5 separate regions of the Homo sapiens genome follow, and regions 1, 2, 3 and 4 are each linked to region 5. The links are chromatin contacts, found by Hi-C or POLR2A ChIA-PET in ENCODE. All regions are on one chromosome and are shown on one strand. Each heading gives the region's core, a stretch centred on a gene start or an enhancer-like site at or near the end of the contact. The rest is flanking DNA. Distances are from core to core; before and after follow the strand shown. Region 1 holds the start of MAP3K4-AS1 (MAP3K4 antisense RNA 1). Region 2 overlaps IGF2R (insulin like growth factor 2 receptor). Region 3 holds the start of RAB32 (RAB32, member RAS oncogene family). Region 4 holds the start of TCP1 (t-complex 1). Region 5 holds the start of FBXO5 (F-box protein 5).

Region 1 (4,209 bases), core at 816-3,315, 8.0 Mb before region 5:
CTCAGGAATGGAAAACCAAACATCGTATTCACTTATAAGTGAGAGCTAAGCTAGGAGGATGCAAAGGCGTAAGAATGATATAATGGACTTTGAAGACTCGGGGGAAGGCTCAGAGCGGGGTGAGGAATAGACTACATATTTGGTACAGTGTACATTGCTTGGGTGACAGGTGCACCAAAATCTTAGAAATCACCACTACAGAACTTATCCATGTAACCAAAAAACACCTGTACCCCAAAAACTATTGAAAATAAAATAAAAAAGAAAATTGTAAAAAAAAAAAAGAGGTGGCATTTCACACATTTTGAACACGTACACTGAGCTCCTCTAAAATGGTTAAAAAAAAAAGTTCAAATGAACAACTGGATAGACCCCCTACATCTTTTACCAAAGATCTACAGTAATTCTGTCAGAGGTCAGTTCTATGTATTGAAGAGCAGGTGGTGACAACGAGGACATAAAAAAGAGAAAACAACAGCTTTGTCAAGTAATCTGTTTTACAGATTTTTCTATTGTAAAATTAACTGCAATGTTGCTAAGAAAAATATTGAGATCTTCTTGTTCCGTACACTGCTGTTCACTTACAGTTGGATGAAACCCATTATCCTGACCTATTTTTATTATAACACAGACAGAAGCCTGACTGAAAAGTCAAGTTTTTTTTTTTTTTTACCACTGAAGCAGCAGTCATTTTTGCAGCACATTTTCATTTCTCTGCCCTTCTCGCTTTTACCTAAGAATGCTCATGTCCATTTCTTTCCGGAGTAGGGTTATACAGAATTCTAATTTCTGATCCGCCCATTTGGATAATGAATTCTTCATGGTGGTTAAAGACATGGGCTGTGCAGCCAGACCTTTCTTCATTACCAGCTGTGAAACCCTGGACAAGATACTTAAACTGTGTGCCTCAGTTTCCTCATCTGTCAAAAAGAGAGTATAACAGGACCTACCTCATAGAGTTGTTGAAAAGATTAAATGGGTTAATAGAAATAAAGACAATGGCCTATTTTAACCGTTAAGTGTTCACTATTAATTTTAAAGAAAAAGGTATCAAAATTGCTCGAAAACTGATCCGTTAACAAATTTATAATAAACTTTCTGACAAAATTTCTAAAAATACTAGATGTATTCAAAAGGAACCAAAGGAATTCTCATTACACCCTGTACCATTATTCAGAGAAGTTGTTCCTTAGAAGTACCCAGAACTATCTCAGAATTAAAAGAGGCAACTAATTTCTTCACAGCTTATAAAAATAAAACAAATTTGTTTGGGCCAACTGAATGATGACAAGCAAGAATATGGCTCCTGTGTTCAGTTCTAACTACAGTTACAGGTGTGAATTTTCTTTAAGCAGGAAAAAGAGGACACTTTACTGCCTTATTCCTAGAACCATAGAGCAAGACCATAAGATGCCAAGAGGAGCTGCCGAGGTATTTTCATTACAGGGGACAGGGGGCAGCAGTTTGCAAGTTTACTCTGGGATGCAAAGGACAGGGAGTAAGAGGACATTTGAACATACAAACATAGGCACGTAAAAAGAGGGAAATTCTCAGTTATGGTGAGTTTGTTCTCTCAATTAAAAAAAAAATAAAGACATAAAAATAAGTTAATAGAGTATGGAAGAAAAAGCAACAAATGCTTTGGTTACCGAAGTTCCACCTTAGAGCTTCCTGCAGTAGCAAAGTTTTAGACAAATGAATCCTTACTTTTGTGCACGTGTGAGCAACAATCTGCACAATACTAGCACTAAAGGACAGTAAGGGGCCCTCAGAACAGGAAAGCAACGTATCTGTCTGCATAGTCTAAGTGCAATTTCTCACGGAAGAGATGACAGGCATTCTCTGGAGCGGGCAAAAGGAGAGGAGGAGGAGAACGCGGGGAAATAGCCAGTACGCACTCGATTTCCGAATGTCTCTTTTACTCGAATGAGGGCAGAGGGGAGGGACCACTTTCGTTCAGTAATGATGAGAGGCACTTCAGTGAGGCCACTCTTCCGAAGCTAGCGGCAGGGGAGGCAGCCGCACTCTGCTCCCAGCCCCCGCAACGTTGAGGGTGAGCTGGGGGAGTCTACAAGGGAAGGGGAGCCGGCAACACGCTCGAGCGGAACCCTGCGGAGCTGCAACCCCGGGAGGAGTCGCCGGACAGACTCAGACGCGGTCCCCTGGGACCCAGGGATGCACCGCGCCCCTCCCGCCCCAGCCTGCAGAGACTGGATGCTTCCCTCCCCACCTGGCGGGAAGCAGAGGCCCTCGGGCCCGACCGAGTTCGGGCCAGGACCCGCCCCGCTTTCTGCGAGCGACCGACTGCGGCCGCCACACTCACCTCGCCGCCAAGCAGCACTCGGGTTCTGACTCGGTCTCGGGTTCCGGTGGCGGTGGTGGCGGCGGCGGCGGTGGCGGCGGCTCCTCCATGGCGGCGGCAGGCGTGACGGCAAAGGCGGGAGGAGGGACCAGCGCGGCAGCGGCTTCTCTCATCCGTGCACGGAGCCCCGCATGGCCGCGGCGGGCAGTAAGCTGCAGCCTGGCGCGGGGCACCGGAGCCCCGAAGTGCGGGAGTGACTCGACTCCGCCTCCGCCTCTACCCCGCCGCAGGAGCCGTGCGCGCCGCGGCCATCTTGGAAACGGCGACCGGCCGAGCGCCGGGGCTACGGTGGGCGGCGAGGGACAAGCCTCCCAGATCGGCGGCGGTGGCGGCGGCGGCGGCGGGCGCCGGAATGCGACCGGACGGGGGCGGAGACGGCGGCAGGGAGGGGCGGGGAGCGCCGTCAAGTGTCGGCGCGATTCGGTCCTGGAGCCGGGTCTCGCCAGCTCGCCCGGTGTCGCCCCGGCCGGTGGCAGTGGGGGACTGTGGAGCGGAGCCGGGCTGTGCAGCGGGCTGGGAGCTCGAGGCTTCCCAGGCGGTCGTCGGTCTGGGAGGGACGCTGGGTAGGGCCGATGAGCGGGGCGGGCGCGACGCTATGAGCCCGGCCGGAGTCGCCGCCCAGGGACCTGCCACCCGGATCCCACCTTCCAGGAGGACGGACGTCACCCAGACGCTCGCAACTCCGGTCTCTTGACAGCGCAGCCTTCCACAGGCTCGAATTTTTAAGACTTGACATAAAGTCTCCGGAATTCCAGATTATTAAAGTGACCCCCTCATTTCAACCCGGCAAAACTTCTCACCCCAGTGTCATAAGATTCGATAGCGATCTCCCAGAAACTTGGACTGGAATGCTCCTACACTGAGGGGATGGGGGGAAGAAGAAATGCTAAAGATTATTTCAGAGTTACAGAAATCCTGTTGAAATTCCAATGCATCGTTTACTCTTAGCGCTGGGGCTTCACAGTTTTTTTTTAAGTTGGAAATATTTACAAAATTTCCCATAGGGTGAAATCCAGAGTTAATCCAAAACCAGAATCTTTTAAAATTAAGTACATTCAAATGTGCAGATTTCTTAAACCTCATTTAGTTGAGCTTTGATAGGTGAAACGCACGTTTTGAACAACTCTGGTAACAAAGAAAAACATTAAATTGATTATAGGTATGTTATATTTAAAGACCAGTTGTGAAATTAGCTATATTGTGCTCAAAGTATGTTACTGACATTTCTCCGTCGTTAAAAGGAACTGCTCCATTCTAGTTTTTTATAATAGTCTGTATTATGTATATAGCCTGATAGTGCTGAATTTCTGAATTGACCTTCATCTTATTTACTCAATAATATTCATTTGACAAATACTTATTAAGTGCATATATGTGTCAGGAACTGTACTAGATGCTGAGGATATAGCAGTAAGCGCAACAGACCAAGCTAACAGCTTAGTAAAGGGTGAGGTAAAACAAAACAAAAAAGTATTCAAAAAAATAAACTAATTTTTATCTTAATTTAAAAAATTACAAATTTTTAAAAATCACAAATTGGTATCCATGTATAATTCATTTCCGTGCATTTTCTTGTGTGAAGAAAGCTCAGTAAAAGTATTTCTTAGGTTTCTGTAATTCTAGTTCTCTACTCGATTTTCTTCTGCAATTTTCTGAGCCAGAACCCTTCTTAGAAGGCATATTAGAGACTTTAAAAGTTAAATAATAAAATAAATCTCTTCTTTAAACAGCATTGTACTACGTATTCTTTGGTATGACTACCGAATTTAAGCTAGCTGATAATGCAGACACGTGTGTCCAAGTCACAAAACACTTAGCAAATATAATCAGCATGCGGGAGACCTGTG
Region 2 (4,061 bases), core at 1,555-4,054, 7.0 Mb before region 5:
CATCTCTCTCTCAAAATATCTTCATATTTTCAGACTGCAAGTGACCATGGGTAACTGAAACCTCAGGAAGTGTAACTGCTGATGGGGGGACTGGTTTATAGTCACTCACTTAATGGCGATACGTCATCAGAAATGTGTCATGAGGCAATTCTGTCACTGCTCAAACATCATCGAGTGTATCTGCACACACATAGATGGTGTCGCCTACTACAAACCTAGGCTATATGGTATGTCCTATTGTTCCCAGGCTACAAACCCACACAGCATGACGCTGCACTGAATACCCCAGGCAACTGTAACATGTGACACATATCTAAACGTAGAAAAGGTGCAGCAAAGATATGGTATAAAGGATTAAAATGGCACACTTGCCTAGGGCACTTATAATGAATGGAGCCTGCAGGACTGGAAGCGGCTCTGGGTGAGTCAGTGAGTGAGTGGACCTAAAGGCCTAGGACCTGACTGGACGCTTTCATAAGACTGGTAGCGCAGTGGGTTCGTTTACAGCAGTATTACCACAAACATGTGACTAATGCATTGTGCTACGACATTACAATGGCTACAGCATCACTAGGTGATAAGAATTGTTCAGCTTCATCCTAATCTTCTAGGACCAAGGTCATTTATGCAGACTGTAGTTTATGCAGTCCGTCATTGGCCAAAACGCTTCTCTTCTCGTTTTTAATGTCATGGATACTACTTATATCGTAAAGGCAGAATTCTCAGAATGGTTGAACCCATCTGAGGACAGCCTCTATGAAAAAGCTGTGAACTGTCTGAAGATTCAGACCACATCACATCATGCTGATCAACAGATCATATGCTTTTCCTTGCTCAACTTCTTCCCCAAGCTTAAACTTCTGCTACTCTATACTCCCAGTCCAGTTCTGCTTTCTCTTCTGCACAGTGTGAATTGCCAAACACCAGAGCATTGCCTTCCACAACCTCTCTTCCCATACCCAACTGGTTTCCATGGAAATAATATCAAGTCCCTCAGCCGGCTCCTTCCCACTGGCTGCACTGTCCTTGCTATTTCTATGTAAGCAGCTTGTGAACTCTACAAACAAGGTCCACATCTATATTGTCTTCCTCAACTCAGATGCACACTCTCCTTTAATGAGACTACTCAGCTCAGCAGAGTCCAACAGTGACACAACTCAGAAACATTCTACAATCAAACCATCAGGCCCAGCAGGAAACGGGGAGCAGCAGAAGTCAAATACAAGGCAAATGACTTTAGAAGATCTCTGCTTTTAAAGCAAAGTCTGTGGCAGAAACATACCCTATTTTTTTAATTTAACAAGGGCAATTAATTTAACCATATAAACCAAGCACACAGTCGGAATCTTTCCCATAAAGAAAGCTCAGATACTGTTTTGCTCCTGACTGTAATCTCACTGCTTCTGCTGAAACTATCCTGGAGAACTGCAGTCAGTCCACGCCTGTTCAGAAGTACAGAGGTTCCATTTTAACCTCATTTGCTTGAAATTTCATAATATCCTGAAAGGTGTTGGCAGATTACCAATTAGAAGGAAGCACACAAGTAACAGACTGTCAGCTGGTTAACCCAGAGACAGGAAGGTGTTTCTACTTTCCTGCTACTGTTCCAGCAAGGGCCGCAATCGAAACCCACCCTGGTCCAGACGAAACCAATCGAGGGGCTGCAATGAAGAAGTCAATGTAGCCCCAGGCCGACACAGCTGCCTAGAGTTCAAAAAGCTTAAAACAGAGATGCAGAGCCATCTCCACTGAGTGAGTTCTAAATGTCTGTCCAAAAATGAAAAATAAAAAATTCAAAATACAATGTCATAGGGATACAGATATAGAATATCTTTAAACTGACATTGGTATCTTAATATGACACCTCTCAGAGTTTTCATATATGCCATCACTCAATGCTTGCAAAACCACAATAGCTTGCAAGATGTAATTTGGAGTTCTTTCCTTTTAAAAACAGCTAGCATCTAAAGTATGTAAAATTCTATGATCAAAATATATGGTATGCTCAATCTCTTAAAGAAAATAAATCTTAGAAAACTGGGTTCCTTCCCTTCAACACAAAACATCTCCATGAAGTATCACTCTGTCCCTTCCTCATTTATTGCCATATATCCAAACTCTTTTAAAATATATCTTAGTTTCCTCAGTCCCTGTGAATCTTGGGGTTATGCTAATGGTCATGTAACTATTAAACATTTTACTACTGGCCTGCAATTAATAAAGCAAGATAAAGGCAGGATGGGATCAGTAATAATAAAAGTAGGCACGTGTGAATCTGTAATTTGGTTTCCTTAAAAGACAGAAACCCAGTTGGTGACACATAAGTGAAATTCACATAACAAGATACATGGTCACTAGCTAGAGAAATGTTTCTCTGAGTCTACAGCAAGCAACAAATCTAACATGTTGGAGACAAAGAGAATGTGAAGTGTTTCCAACCTGAACATCCAAAAAAGATTCTCCTACTTTCGACATGCACGCAAGTCCTCTAACAGAGTATTCAAGAAATCACCTGGCTCACTACTGTCCCTCAACAGTATCAGACAGTGTTTCAGCTCATACATATCCAGCACAGTCACCTTCAGAAATCCAGACCAGTCTCCTTAACTAAGGAGAAAGGGAAAAAACAGCAAGGAAGAGGAGCAAGGAGGCAGGGTTCCCACACTGGACCTTGGGAGCAGAATGTCAAGAGCCTAAGGTAACCACTGTCGTCAACAACTTGCTGTTGCCTACACTAAAAGAGAAACAATCTGATTTGCATGAAGACTCCTACCCCGAGCTGAAGGCTGGGGAAGCACGTGAGTTTGACACAGCATGGCCAGAGCTTATATAGGAAGTACTTCACTTCCTATTCTAACAAACCCACAAAGCTGTGGACAAAGATACAGGGCCGACAAATACAAATAAATAGAAGCAGGGAAATGCCAAACGTCAGCCTTTGGTTTTCCCTGAGAGGTATGCAGGGTCTGGAAGGAAGCCCGGTGTATGGAGAGGGATCCGGCTGGAAGCCCTAAGTCAAACACGACATCTAAGTTGATGTCAGAGCCCAGGGAACCAGGGCAGGCAATGGGGACTGCGTAACAGAGGTCACCTGGAATAGAGAGGGGGCACGCTACCCTAAGAAAGGTGCCATGAAGGGCCTGGGCCAGATTCCTGCCCCAGCGCTGACTAACAAGCTGTGTGAGCCAGTCTCTCCCAGCTCAACTTCCTCGACAAAACTCAGCTAGCCTACAAGGTCATTGTGAGGAGAAAACCACCACCAGGAACACAGAGCTATCGAAACAGACTATGATCTAAAGCTTTCATTTGAATCCAGAGAGAGAGTTGGACTGCTTAAAAACTAAGTTTACAAAAAAAGGTGAGTTGGCTGGGGGCGGGGGGTGCCCTCTGAAAGGAGTGTCACATGACACTGGCAAGGAACTGGAGGGAGAGACGGGCAGGCCCCTGTCCGGAGGCATCTCCTAGGAGCTGATGAAGACAGAGACACACGCACTCAGACAAACACACTCACACACACACACTCAGACACACACACTTGCACTCACAGACACTCAGACACACACACTTGCACTCACACACTCGTGCACTCACACACGCACTCACGCACACATACACACTCAACTGCCTCCTGGGACCTCTCAGGACAAGGATGCCACTCTGGCCTGCCCGCCCTGCACCATCCACAACAGAGACAGGTGAGTCCAGAGCTTCCAGCAGAAGAGCAGCAGGGGAAACAGAACAAGGGCAAACACACCAGGGTGTGGCGTTCCCAGGAGGTGGGCAAGTGCCCTCCACAACAGAAAGCTACCACAAAAATGGCTGGTCCTCTCTGCTATCCTTGGCTCAGATCAACTCAACAGTACAGGATGCAGGCCAGTATTTCAACCCTAAACCCTGCTCCGTGATGATTTTCTTCCAATCAGAGCAATTACCTGGGCGGTCTCATACTTTGCTCCTCATGTATAAAGAAGAGTTGTAGATGGGCTAAACTCCCTGCTTTGCCATGTGGATGTCTGAGGCCAACCGCCTTTAAGGACAATCCAGCCCCCAGCGCAGAATTC
Region 3 (3,768 bases), core at 448-2,947, 6.4 Mb after region 5:
CTTATGTAACAAGCTATAAATGACAAGAGCACTACCTGGCAGACAGACAGTAGACCTGTGATCCCCCCAACCACTCTGCTACCAGCCAGGTAGCTATACCCTCCATGGGCTTCAGTGTAGGGACTGTAGAATGAAGGGTGGCCTCAGGTGTCCTCTAACCCTAAACCAGCTCCCATTCTAATGCTGTACTGCAGACTGTGCTTCTTAACACCTGTAATGATTGAACAGAGTAATTTTCGTACTTTTTTTTTTTTTTTCTGAGATAGGGTCTCACTCTGTTGACCAGGCTGGAGTACAGCAGTGAGAACACAGCTCACTGAAGCCTTGACCTCTCCTAGGGTCAAGTGATCCTCCTGCCTCAGGCTCCTGAGTAGCTGGGACTACAGGCACGCACGACCACACTTGTCTAATTTTTTGTATGTATGTATGTATATATGTATGTATGTATTTTGTAGAGACAGGGTCTCACTAACAGCCCAGGCTGGTCTCGAACTCCTGTGCTCATGCGATCCTCCAGTCTAGGCCTTCCAAAGTGCTGGGATTACAGGCGTGAGCCACTGGCACTTGGCTTGGTACCATTTCTATGAACTTTCCAATAGTTAACATCATCTTTAAAACGCCCACTCCCAACCACCACACCAGGCAAAGTTCAAGTGTTCATAAATCAGAGCAGAGGGAAATGTACCCCCTCAAACAGAACAAATGAAAGCAAATGGCAGAGAAACACTGTATTGAGGAGTGGGGGGGGGGCGGGGGGGGGCGAGGGCACCAGGGATGGGACTAGGTGTTGGTTTAGCAAGAGAGGAAGGGGTGAGTGTAAGGTTTCAGAAAAGCTTTCCCAAATCTTCACGGAGTGTCTGTCCTCGGCTTCCGATGAGAGCAAAGTATTTGAGGAATGGAGTTTCCCTCACAAAGGCCAGTCTCAGAGCCAAGGCGGGTGGTGGAAAATGATCTGGAAAGGAACCTGGCTTTTGGTCTTGGTGGTGTCACTAACTAGGAGTGCAGCTTCGGGTTAAGTCACCCAATCCCTCTGAACTTGAGTTGAGGCTGAGAGGCGCCGGCCCGCTCCAAAGCAGCCTTCTCAACTAGTCCTGGTGTATGTATGATATACTTGCATTATTCAGAGTTCAAACTTCTGGAAAAGGCCCCCTGGCCTCCTCGCCTCCCTTCAGGAGAGCGAGCTCTGGCGTGCAGGACCTGCTCCAACTCCTACTGCCCATCCCATCCTCTGGGCCCCACCGAGTCCAGCCGACCGCGTCCATCGCATCTCGCCCTTGGATTGGGCCTCTCTCTTCTCCTAAAGGTACCCAGGCAGACGAGTTCAGGCAGAAAAGAAAAAGAAAAGAAGCAGAGAGGAGCCAGGCGGCCCGGCGGGGCTCTGGAGTGGGAAACTCGCGGCCGCGCTTACCCGCGATGTCCCACAGCTGCAGGCGCACCAGAGTCCTGCTGTCCCAGTTGAGGACCTTGAGGGCGAAGTCCACCCCGATGGTGGCCCGGTAGTGCTGGGAGAAGAGCTGGTGGACGTAGCGCTTGATGATGCTGGTCTTGCCCACGCCAAGCTCGCCGATCACCAGCACCTTGAAGAGGTGCTCGCGGGTCTCGGGCGCTGGGGCGGCGGCCGCCCCCAGGCCGGGGTCCCCGGCTCCTCCGCCCGCCATGAGCGCTGCGGCTGTCGGGCGCGCCTCGACTCCGAGTCTGGCCCCCTGCCCGGCCTCGCGCTCTGCCGCCGCGCCCCCGGCGGCCGCGGAAACTCCCCCGAGGCCGGCCAGCCCTCCGCCGCGCCCGCTGACGCCGCCTGACCGGTCACAGGACCCAGAACCCGCCAGTGCTCGCGGCCCGGGCGGGGCCAGACGAGGGCAGGGCCGGACGAGGGCAGGGCCTGGCGCCGGCTTGGGGAGGACCCTGCGCGAGGCGGCTCCCGCCCTGCGCCTCTGAAGCCCGGCCGGGCCCAACTGGACTTCCTCTCCCGGGCGGCGCCTCCGAAGCCCGGCCGGGCCCAGCTGGACTTCCTCTCCCGGGCGGCGCCTCCTGGCGGTCGCGGCGCGGAGGGAGGCCCAGACGCCCGCTGGTGGGCCTCCGGGGAGCCGGCCTGGAGCCTTTATGGGCCCCGGAGGTTCACTGGGGGCCTGAGGAGGCGCCGAGGTCGCTGAGCCCCCCCCGGGGCCGGGGTCGGCGTGGGGTCCGGGCCCAGCCTGGAAGCCTCTGGCCTGGAAATCCACCTCCTGCCCTACTCTCCCCGCAGGGAGAGCCACACTTGCGGGCCTTGGCTTGGGTCGCGAGCAGTCCCCTTTAGATGGGAAAGGAAGTGGCACCGTGACTTTGAACTTAACGAAGGACGGATAACACTGGGCTGGTAGTTCTGTTTTTAACTTTTTGAGTGAACCTCCGTAGGGTTTTCCATAATGGCTGTTCCAGTCCGCATTCCCACCACCAGTGTACAAGGTTCCCTTTGCTCCGCACATCACCGACACTTATTATCGCTTATCTTTTTTATAACAGTCATCCTAGCAGGTGTGAGGAGATACCTAGTGGCTTTTCCCTGTTCATTAGTGATTTTGAGCGCCTTTTCTTATACCTGTTGGCAATTTGTACTTCCTCTGGAAAAAAAAAAAAAGTCCATTCACATCCTTTGCCCGTTAGTTAACTGGGTGTTTTATTTATTTATTTTGGCTGAGTTCTGTGAACGTAATGTATTTTGGATATTAACCCCTTATCAGATATATGGCTCACAAATATTTTCTCCCAATCTATAGGCTGTTTTTTCATTTTGTTGATTATTTCCTATGCGGTGCAGAAGCATTTTAGTTGGATGAAGTCCCATTTATCTAGGTTTGCTTTGGTTGCCTGGGCTTTTGGTGTGATATTGCAAAAATCGTTGCTAAAGCCAGTGACCCAGCTATCCCTCTTCTGGGTGTATACTCAAAGGAAATGAAATCAGGATCTCAGAAATCGCTCTCAAGTTCATGCAGCATTATTCACAGTTGCGAAGATTTGGAAACAACCAAAGTGTCTGTTAACGATGAATGGATAAAGAAATTGTAATACATACATAGGCATGCACGCGCGCATATACACAGACGCACACACACACACAATGGAATATCATTCAGCCTTTAGAAGGCGATCCTGACATTTGCAACAACATGGATAAACCTGGAGGACATTATGCTAAGCGAAATAAGCCAGACACAAAAAGAAAGATACTGTGCAATATCACTTATATGTGGAATCTTAAACACACACACACACACACACACACACACGGAATACGTGGAAACAGTGGTGGTTACCAGGGGCAGGGAAGAAACGGAATGATGCAGGTCAAAGTGTACAAAGTTGCAGTTATATAGGATGAATGAGTCCTAATGATCTAATGTAGCATGAGCGTTATAGTTAATAATATTGTATTTTAAACTGGAAATTTGCTAAGAGAGTAGACTGTAAGTGCTGTTACCATTAAAAAAAAATTGCAGCCAGGTGTGGTGGCACCCACCTGTAGTCCCAGCTACCCAGAAGACTGAGGTGGGACGACTACCTGAGCCTGGGAGGTCCAGGCTTCAGTGAGCTTAATCGCACCACTGTATTCCACCTGGGCGACAGAGTGAGACCATCTCAAAAAAAAAAAAAAAAAAAAAGAAAAGAAAAAATGAAAAGAAAAAATTGTGTAACTATGTGAGATGATGGACATGTTAATTTGTTAATTTGCTTAACTCTAGTAACTATTTCACTATGTATATCAAAGCATCATGCCGTATACCTTAGATATAG
Region 4 (4,089 bases), core at 1,534-4,033, 6.8 Mb before region 5:
GCTTGTTCAATAAATAAATAATACATCACACAGTAATGATTTCCAATTTACTCTTACAACTTTACATAGTACTTAAGAAGTCCTTAAGAAATTCTAAAAAATCCTCACCAAGCAGATAAGCAGCAGATAAACCTGATAAACACTTACATGCTGTAGTATAGTGGTAATAACCTAGCGTCCTGGCTCTGAGGTCAGTTAAAACATATGTAAATCTTAGCTCTGGCACTTACTAATCATGTCTCCCTAAACCTCAATTTCTTTGATCCTGTAAAATGGGGGAAATTATAACTGCTTCATGATGTAATTTTAAGGATTAAATGAGAAAAAACATATAAAGCAAGTAGCATAATTCCTGGCAAATGTAAGTGTTCATTAAACAACCACCTTTATAACAAAGTATCTCAAGTCATACTAGACTCCTAACTGGTCTTTCTTCAAGTCCTGCTCCCTCAAAAATTTAATCTTCCAAAAAGCAGCTAAAATGATTTTTTTTTTTTTGAGACAGAATTTTGCTCTGTCGCCCAGGCGCTCAGCTCACTGCAACCTCCGCCTCCTGGGTTCAAGTGATTCTCGTGCCTCAGCCACTGGAGTAGCTGGGATTACAGGCGTGCACCACCACGCCCCTCTAATTTTTATATTTTTAGTAGAGACGGGGTTTCACCATGTTGGCCAGGTTGGTCTCAAACTCCTGACCTCAGATGATCCGGCTTCTTCGGCTGGCTCCCTAAAGTGCTGGGATTACAGGCATGAGACAATGCGCCCAGCCAGAATGATCTTGAAAAACCAATTCGGGCTCAAGCTTTAAATCCTCTCGTAGTTTCCCACTATAATGAAAAGAAAGTCTAAAGTGCTCATCTTGACTTACAAAGCTAATCATCTGTCGCCTCCTTACCCCTCCATGTTCATCTTGGGCCATTCATCCTCTGCCCATTGAGCTTCAGATCCACAAGCCCTTCAGTTCCTCACCCCAGCAGTTTCCTTTGCTAGGACTGCTCTTTCTGGCAGATGACTAGGCTTCTTCCTCTTTCAGATCTCACCTTCTTAAATGTCACCTCAGACAGGCAGGTATCCTGTCCGCTACTGTAACATCCTCTTTAAATAGCCCCCATCACACCTATTTGTTGTTTGTTCCAGCCCCTCCGCGAACCCTGCCTCTACCCGCCGCATGGCAGCTACCTGGGAGAGTGCCTGGAGTTGAATGAATGAAAATAGTCTGTAGGGTGCACTGCCCTTGTCAATCACAAGCAGATTTAATTACCTGTGCCAGAACTCACGGGAGGGAAACACCGTCCGCCAGCCCCGCTCTTTCCTGGCTACAGATAAAAGCTCCAGGTTCCGGGGGTTCCGGTTGGTGAATTCTGGGGCGACAGCTTCATTTTCCACAGGGTCCACTTCAGGTTTCGCTGCCGGCTCGGAGCTGGTTGACAGGGCTGCGAACCTGCACCCTGGGCAACGGGAAAAACCGCACAGGGCTTAAAAATGACGGATATGGACAGCGCACGAACCCGCTCTAACGTCTATCCGCTTTTACACCCCCAATCTTTAGGCCCGAGGGGACGAAAAATACGTATGCCCACAGGGTGGAGTCAGCACTGACCCCGTCCTTAACTTCCTACTGTGGTCTTCGCAGTGCCGCGAGCTCTATTTCGATCCGGCACGTCGAATACAAAATAGAACCCGCACGTTCCAATGTACTGTGCAAGCCCAGGCGAGTGAGCTGGGAGAAGGGGGGCAAGACTAATTACCAGGGTTCCTGCAAACCGAGAACAACCCCCAAAACCGCGACCGAAGCGCCATCGCTGAGACGATCTCGGAAAAGCCTCGCCTCTTTTTCCTCACGGACGACTCAGTCGCTCGCCAGGAGCAGCCATATAAAGTCAGGGACAAGCCTTTGGCTGCTGTAGATCCCCAAACTCTCCACGCCAGACGCCACCGACCCGGAAGTAGCAAGTCCCCTGCCACTGAGTGGCCGAGAAGGCGATCTGTTATCCTTCATCGCCAATCATCGCTCACGTCGAGGGGCACGCAGGCCCTGGAGCCCACCAACCACCTCGTAGCTACGCCCAAGACCACGCTTGTTGCTTAAGTCCGGGGTCAAAGGCACACACCCCACAAAACCATGTTTGGGTTTTCTACTCGGAGAGCTTGGGCGGTCATCGACTGGTCCACACACACCCCACCTGGGCACCGCGTAGGAATAAGGCAGGGCAAGATGCAGTTTTCTCCTTAAAAAGGGTGGTTGTCTTCCTCGAACCAAAAATTTTCCCGTATGGCCCGCTGGAAAAACTGCCCCGTCCCACCCAGGTTCGCGCCCTTAAACTTACACTCCTGAGGCCTGGAGCAAAGCCGGCCGATCTGCCTCACGCTCCCCGAGCAGGGACAAGGAAAAGACACTAAACCTAAAACGCACGACTCGCTCAGAACCCCAACTCTAACTTGGAGAAGGGCCCGCCCCTCCAGTTACACCCCAGCTCCAAGCTCCACCCTTCTTACAACCTTTTCTAGAAGGCACTAGAATGGCCCACTGCGTCTGCGCAACATCGTTTGAGGCGAAGGTTCAACCTCTTCCCAGCGGTCCAACATCCGACTTCCGTTCTCCGCTTTCGCGCCCTTCCCATCGGCTATCTAATTGGACAAAAATGCCGACCCCGCCCCTTCCCCGGAGCCTCACTTCCGTCACAGTCCTGTTTCTCTCCCTGTTGTCCCTGCCTCTTTTTCCTTCCCGCCGTGCCCCGCGGCCGGGCCGGGGCAGCCGGGAAGCGGGTGGGGTGGTGTGTTACCCAGTAGCTCCTGGGACATCGCTCGGGTACGCTCCACGCCGTCGCAGCCACTGCTGTGGTCGCCGGTCGGCCGAGGGGCCGCGATACTGGTTGCCCGCGGTGTAAGCAGAATTCGACGTGTATCGCTGCCGTCAAGATGGAGGGGCCTTTGTCCGTGTTCGGTGACCGCAGCACTGGGGAAACGATCCGCTCCCAAAACGGTAAGGGCGGGCCGGGCCTGGGTCGGGTTTGCGGCCGGGGAGGGCCGAGTCCCACCGCGACCGGACCCCGGCTGCCCTCGTTTCTCTCCTTTACCTCCGCAGAAAGGGCCTCGGGGCCCCGCAGCCGGACCCAGCCCACCCGCCGTTCTCTGGGGCAGGGCGCTGTGGCCCCACTTTTCCCACAGCGAGGAGGAGCCCCGCCGCGCGCGGCAGGGTTTTGAGACCGGCAACGCGTGGATGTGGTGTCCGGGGCGGCGTTGGAAACGCGCCCTCCGCGGGAAAGCGGGCCTCCCGGGCTCGCACGTGCGGGCCACGCCTCGCACCCCCTTTTGTTTCAGGGCGACCCCCTGAGTGTCCATGTTAAACGCCAGGTTTTATTTTAGGACCATTTACCAGAAAAAGAGTAGGTCCATCCGCGCGCCCTCGGATGAGCCCGGTGCCCTGTCCGCCCGCAGCTGCAGTCGAGGTCGGGCGTCCGGCGTCCAGCCGTATCCGGGTTGACAGCTTCTTACAGTAGAGTTAGCCCAGGAAACGCCACTCGAGTGCATTGACCCCAGGAGACGGCAGCGCTAACTTAGCAGAGCGTTTGCTGTCAGGCCTTTGGATACCTACAGAGCTTACTGTTTCTTGATAGATTCCTAATTTTTTTCGTAAACAAATCTGAAAGTCACCACCTTCCCCGTTGACTACCGATTTCTCTCCTCACAGATAAAGAGAGTTTTAATGAGCAAAAAACTTGCAGAATCTGAAGGAAAAGGCTGGTATAGCTGTACGAAGTGGCAGAGCATGAAATTGGTGGTTATTACTTTTTTTTTTTTTCCCCGCCATCAGATTCCACCCCGCATCAAAGCTGTGCCAAATAGGCTCGCTTTGTTTAGGGACAGGGTCCCACCTGTCGCCCAGACGAGAGTGCCATCATAGCTCACTGCATTCTCCAAGCACAGGTCCGCGCCGCCGCATCCGGCTTTGTTTTTATTTTTTGTAGAAATGGGTTTCGCTATGTTGCCCAAAGGGGTCTCAAACTCCTGGCATCAAGCGATCCTCCTGCCTCGGCCTCGCAGTGTTGGGATTACACCTGTGAGCCACAGTGTCTGGCCCCATTTACACTC
Region 5 (3,920 bases), core at 623-3,122:
TACCTCTCTAACCTCATCTCCTCTCTCTCTTGTTCACTAAGTCGTAGTCAGGCATTCCCTCTGCTTATTATTCCCTCTGCTTATTATGCAGCCCTGCATTGCCAGTTCAACGCATCTGGGTTCAAAGCCTCAGAAAGCGTCCTGACCATCCAAAATCCTTAACCTATACTAATCTGCATTCTCTACCCCCGATTACATTCTTTCATATCCTCTTTCGTGTTCTGAAATTGTTCACTGTCAACTTCTTTCCCATTGGTCTCTGTAAACTCCCTAAAGGACAGGACTTTGTCTTTTCAACCCTGAATCTCCAGGATCTAGCCCCAGGGCCAGGTTAGGGTGAGGCAAGGAAGCACAGGCCTCAGGTGCGTTTACGGGGATGAAAAAAATTTAAGTCATCAAGAGTGACACTATTTTAACATTTTTAAAAATGAAAAAGGCAAAAAACCCATGATGAACTAATTATCAAAATTTTAGGTAAAGACAGGATCCACCCAGCACTTGTATGATTCATCCTAATCCTGGCCGCGCCCCACAACTAATTATCAAAATTTTAGGTAAAGACAGGATCCACCCAGCACTTGTATGATTCATCCTAATCCTGGCCGCGCCCCACCGGACTCGTCACTAACGGTACTGAAAACTGACTACAGCCAAGAACTCACTCCGAGGCTGCAGAAAGGCACCAGAGGGAAACAGCAAAGGAGGATTCGCCGTTTTGGAGTTCACATCCCGTTGCTTCACTGGGCTGTAGCCATAAAGCTGAGTTCAGGGAATGCACTGCCCTACTTAAGTGCATATTCAAATTGTGAAAAGTTAAGCATCACTAATACTCCGGTACACTTTCATACTGACGTCCATGCCAGCCATCACTAAAAACTCCCTTGGCCACGGGGGTCCAGCCCAAGAGGGCGGGCACTTCTATTTATTCTTTTTTTGGGAGCAGGACTACTGTCTCCTACACCTGGCCCTTTAAGGAAAGGAACAAAAACCCAGGGGAGCGTAGCTGCACACTCAGTAAACTTAACGTTCCTATAAACCAGTAGCGTCTGAAGTGTGGTTGAAAATACAAATAAACGCGCTTGCAAGGAAGAAGTGCCTCGGTCCTACCCTCGGCCCCGCCGGAAGGCCCTGGGAGATGCAGCCGCAGGTCTCCTGCTACAGCCGCTGGGGAAGGCCGCACAGCCTCCTCGCCCACCCCGGAGGAAAAAATCGCGGGGGACTCCAGTGCGCAGGCGCCGACCCGCCAACTCCGCAGCCACAGCCCGCCAAGGCGCCTGCGCAGAGGCGTGGGTCAAGGGGAGGGTCGAGTTAGGAGGGAGAGCAGAGCGCGCGCGTAAATCCTAGAGAGGCGGGCTAAGCTGGACTGGGGGGAGGGTCCGTCTTCCGGAAAGTCTGGATTCCCGGACGAGCCGAGTTGCTGCTCACCGAACTCCCGTTCGAGAGATGATCGAAGAAAGTCGGCTACCATTTGTACCCATCAAAGATCTCCAGATGGAAGCCAGCGCTGAATTTGGGCTGAGATTAGGACTTGCAGGAGGCCGGTCCAGAAGACGGCGGAAGGAATCTTGGCGGGCGCACGCATGCGTGATAGACCCTCCACACGTGTGGCCGGGCCGCGGCCTCCCCGTGCTCGGAGGTCCCGCCCCCGGCCGTAGCATCTTTCCGGACGTGGGGAGCCGGTAAGCTGGAAGGGGGCTGGGCTTCGCGGCTCGGCCCCGCCTCGGCAGCCTCCAATTGGGCGCGGACGAGGGCGCCCCCACCCACTGCCCTCCTATTGGTGCGCGCATGCAAGCGACGCGTCTCATTGGACCGCGCGGATTTAGGCACCAAATTCAAAGATTTTAAAAGTACCAGCTGGCGCCTTTTAAGAGATACAGGTCTGTGAAGCAGGCAGGTTGCTCAGCTGCCCCCGGAGCGGTTCCTCCACCTGAGGCAGACTCCACGTCGGCTGGCATGAGCCGGCGCCCCTGCAGCTGCGCCCTACGGCCACCCCGCTGCTCCTGCAGCGCCAGCCCCAGCGCAGTGACAGCCGCCGGGCGCCCTCGACCCTCGGATAGTGAGTGAGGGGAGCGGTCGCGAGGGGGGCGCGCACGCCAGGAGGGGTGCACGGGGAGGGTCGCAGCCTGAGACCCTGACCCGACGTCCCTCGGAGCCTGGACGCGCGGCCATGCCACACGCCCGGCCTCGGGCGGCGGCAGCGGTTCCTGGGTCCGGGAGGAGGGCGGCTGGGTGTCGGGGGGAAGCCAGAAGAGCCAGATGTGCAGGGGCGGGATGGCGGGCCGCGGGGTCCCGCCACCCACGCCGACCGTGGACTCCAGCCCCGGGAGGTGCGGGTCGTGGCATCCCAGGGCGCCCTTTTTCCTCCTCGGAAGACCCACCTACCCCACCCTGCTTGAATAGGCGCCAAATGCCCCTCCCCTCCCCCACCCCGGGGCCCCCGGCGGTGACAGGGCTGCGAGCGAGAAGCCCCCAGGGCCTGGCCAGGTGCCTCACCTTCTCCCCCTGCGCCCCTTTTCTACATCTGCCCCGCACCCTCACAGCCAAAGGCAGTTTCCCCGATTTTTCGCGGTCCCAGCCTTGCTGGCGGGCGCGGGAGATCGCGCTCGCGGTTATCTCCCGCCTCCTCCGCGTGTCCCGCGCCCTGAGGGGCAGCCCCACCGATCCCTCAGGAGTTCCAGGGTCTCCCTCCCCACTCCCGCCAAATGGAGAGACACCCCCCCAACTCATTGGACCAAACTCAACTGGGACATCCAAACAAAAACGTTACTTTTTCCCAATTTTTTCTCCCTTTGCCCGTTAACCCAGTCTCAGGGCCTGGAGTGGAAAGGGAAGACTTTAAAAAAAGCAATTTTTACTACGAACCTTGAATTTGTCCATAGTATTAAGATGATTTTGTAAGAATCGAAGAATTGGTGACTTTTTCCCGATAACTCATGAAGAATTAGATAGTCCTTTATTTCAAAGCTTGCAGAGAATGGAATGCACTCAAATGCTTATTTTTATCCTCTTTGTTGCTACCTCTAAATAAAATCTATATGCACTTATTTTTACCTGAGAAATAACCCAAAATGAAAAAATTTAGCAATTCGGCATTGTACTATTTTGTAATGACTCTATTATTAAAAAAGAACTCTAGAAAAAAATACTTAATTTTAATTTTAATAGATTAAATATATTTCTAGAAGATCCTGGATCGTCAGTCTACCATCGAAATTCTGAAGCTTGATGGCCTTATGAGGGTTTTTTTTTTTTCTTTTTTGATAACTCTAATTGTCTTTACTACCTTGCTCCTCAGAAAGAAATGACTGCCTGTTGGAATTTTTTCCCCAGTTTACAGGTTTGAGGAGATGAAATTAAAAATACATATATGTTACTTCCAAGTAGTTTTCAAAGGAGGCTTTTGTAAAATTTTCTCTTAAAGATTACTTTATGGTCACAAGCATTGGGCCTCTTAAATTCTTAAGGAATAGCCATGCCTAACGTTGACCACATGGTCGTTATCTGTAGGTATTAGAGACTGGAACTTAATTATTTAACAGAAGAGTTACAAAGATTTTTAAGGACTGCAGCCTTATTTATGATATTTGATATGGAGGATCAGGTCTATATTGAAAAGTTAAATGTAAGATCAAACATTGTAAAATTTACTTTTCTCTATATGACTGGGCTGGGAGTTGGTAAATGAGAAGTTTAAACAATGCCATGTATGAGTCTTATTAGTGTCTGCACTTGGGGGAAAAATAGGAATAGGACATTCCAAGTTCACAAAGCTAGTCAAAAGGCTAAGCAAGGATTTTCATTCAAACTTGGATCTGATTCTTAAATCTATACATTCTAATGGAAAAGTATGTGTTACTCTGAAATATATACTTCTTTGTGAAATGTGTTTTACTACTTTCAAATGTTAATGATTGTCAATG

Evidence for each region. A loop is a pair of places that touch in the nucleus more often than their neighbours do. ChIA-PET counts read pairs that join two places held with the same protein, here RNA polymerase II (POLR2A). Pooled maps may share reads with other maps.
Region 1: a pooled map shows a loop between it and region 5 (12-fold over the local background). The contact joins the promoter of MAP3K4-AS1 here to the promoter of FBXO5 in region 5. A Hi-C loop is called at or near these places in 2 of 37 single-sample maps with no recorded cell type and 4 of 50 pooled maps.
Region 2: a loop to region 5 is called in a map with no recorded cell type, with 22 times the contacts of the local background. The contact joins the enhancer-like site here to the promoter of FBXO5 in region 5. A Hi-C loop is called at or near these places in 2 of 37 single-sample maps with no recorded cell type and 6 of 50 pooled maps.
Region 3: a map of ascending aorta shows a loop between it and region 5 (27-fold over the local background). The contact joins the promoter of RAB32 here to the promoter of FBXO5 in region 5. A Hi-C loop is called at or near these places in 1 of 168 maps with a recorded cell type or tissue (ascending aorta) and 5 of 50 pooled maps. POLR2A ChIA-PET finds 5 or more read pairs at or near these places in 1 of 52 experiments (endothelial cell of umbilical vein).
Region 4: a loop to region 5 is called in a pooled map, with 33 times the contacts of the local background. The contact joins the promoter of TCP1 here to the promoter of FBXO5 in region 5. A Hi-C loop is called at or near these places in 1 of 37 single-sample maps with no recorded cell type and 10 of 50 pooled maps. POLR2A ChIA-PET finds 5 or more read pairs at or near these places in 1 of 52 experiments (CD4-positive, alpha-beta T cell).

The regions. Positions count from the first base shown.
Region 1 is chr6:160,990,198-160,994,406 of GRCh38, reverse strand. It overlaps MAP3K4-AS1 (MAP3K4 antisense RNA 1), which reads left to right and starts at 2,065. Exons shown (of 1, transcript NR_174962.1): 1 at 2,065-4,089. It overlaps MAP3K4 (mitogen-activated protein kinase kinase kinase 4), which reads right to left and starts at 2,638. Exons shown (of 27, transcript NM_005922.4): 1 at 2,324-2,638. The coding sequence starts at 2,475. RefSeq lists silencers at 1,833-1,962, 1,876-2,170, 2,633-2,962 and enhancers at 2,231-3,100, 3,053-3,122, 3,143-3,202.
Region 2 is chr6:159,980,799-159,984,859 of GRCh38, reverse strand. The region is part of intron 1 of IGF2R (insulin like growth factor 2 receptor); the gene reads right to left. Among named protein-coding and RNA genes, the nearest start is that of IGF2R, 14 kb to the right of the region's middle. RefSeq lists silencers at 69-363, 1,369-1,663 and enhancers at 1,542-1,781, 2,529-2,698, 2,889-2,998, 3,009-3,058, 3,891-4,061. Within about 2 kb of position 2,804, at least 28 of the 41 ENCODE cell types and tissues checked have a DNase peak (open chromatin) inside an H3K27ac peak, as active enhancers do.
Region 3 is chr6:146,541,762-146,545,529 of GRCh38, reverse strand. RAB32 (RAB32, member RAS oncogene family) reads right to left here and starts at 1,697. Exons shown (of 3, transcript NM_006834.5): 1 at 1,409-1,697. The coding sequence starts at 1,658. RefSeq lists a silencer at 1,744-2,123.
Region 4 is chr6:159,788,296-159,792,384 of GRCh38, reverse strand. It overlaps TCP1 (t-complex 1), which reads left to right and starts at 2,783. Exons shown (of 12, transcript NM_030752.3): 1 at 2,783-2,980. The coding sequence starts at 2,917. MRPL18 (mitochondrial ribosomal protein L18) reads right to left here and starts at 1,918. Exons shown (of 4, transcript NM_014161.5): 1 at 1,746-1,918; 2 at 1,259-1,445. The coding sequence starts at 1,797. RefSeq lists enhancers at 1,731-1,790, 1,821-2,000, 2,257-2,920, 2,921-3,585.
Region 5 is chr6:152,980,993-152,984,912 of GRCh38, reverse strand. It overlaps FBXO5 (F-box protein 5), which reads left to right and starts at 1,872. Exons shown (of 5, transcript NM_012177.5): 1 at 1,872-2,056. The coding sequence starts at 1,954. RefSeq lists enhancers at 279-378, 909-1,028, 1,319-1,538 and silencers at 1,569-1,888, 2,369-2,438.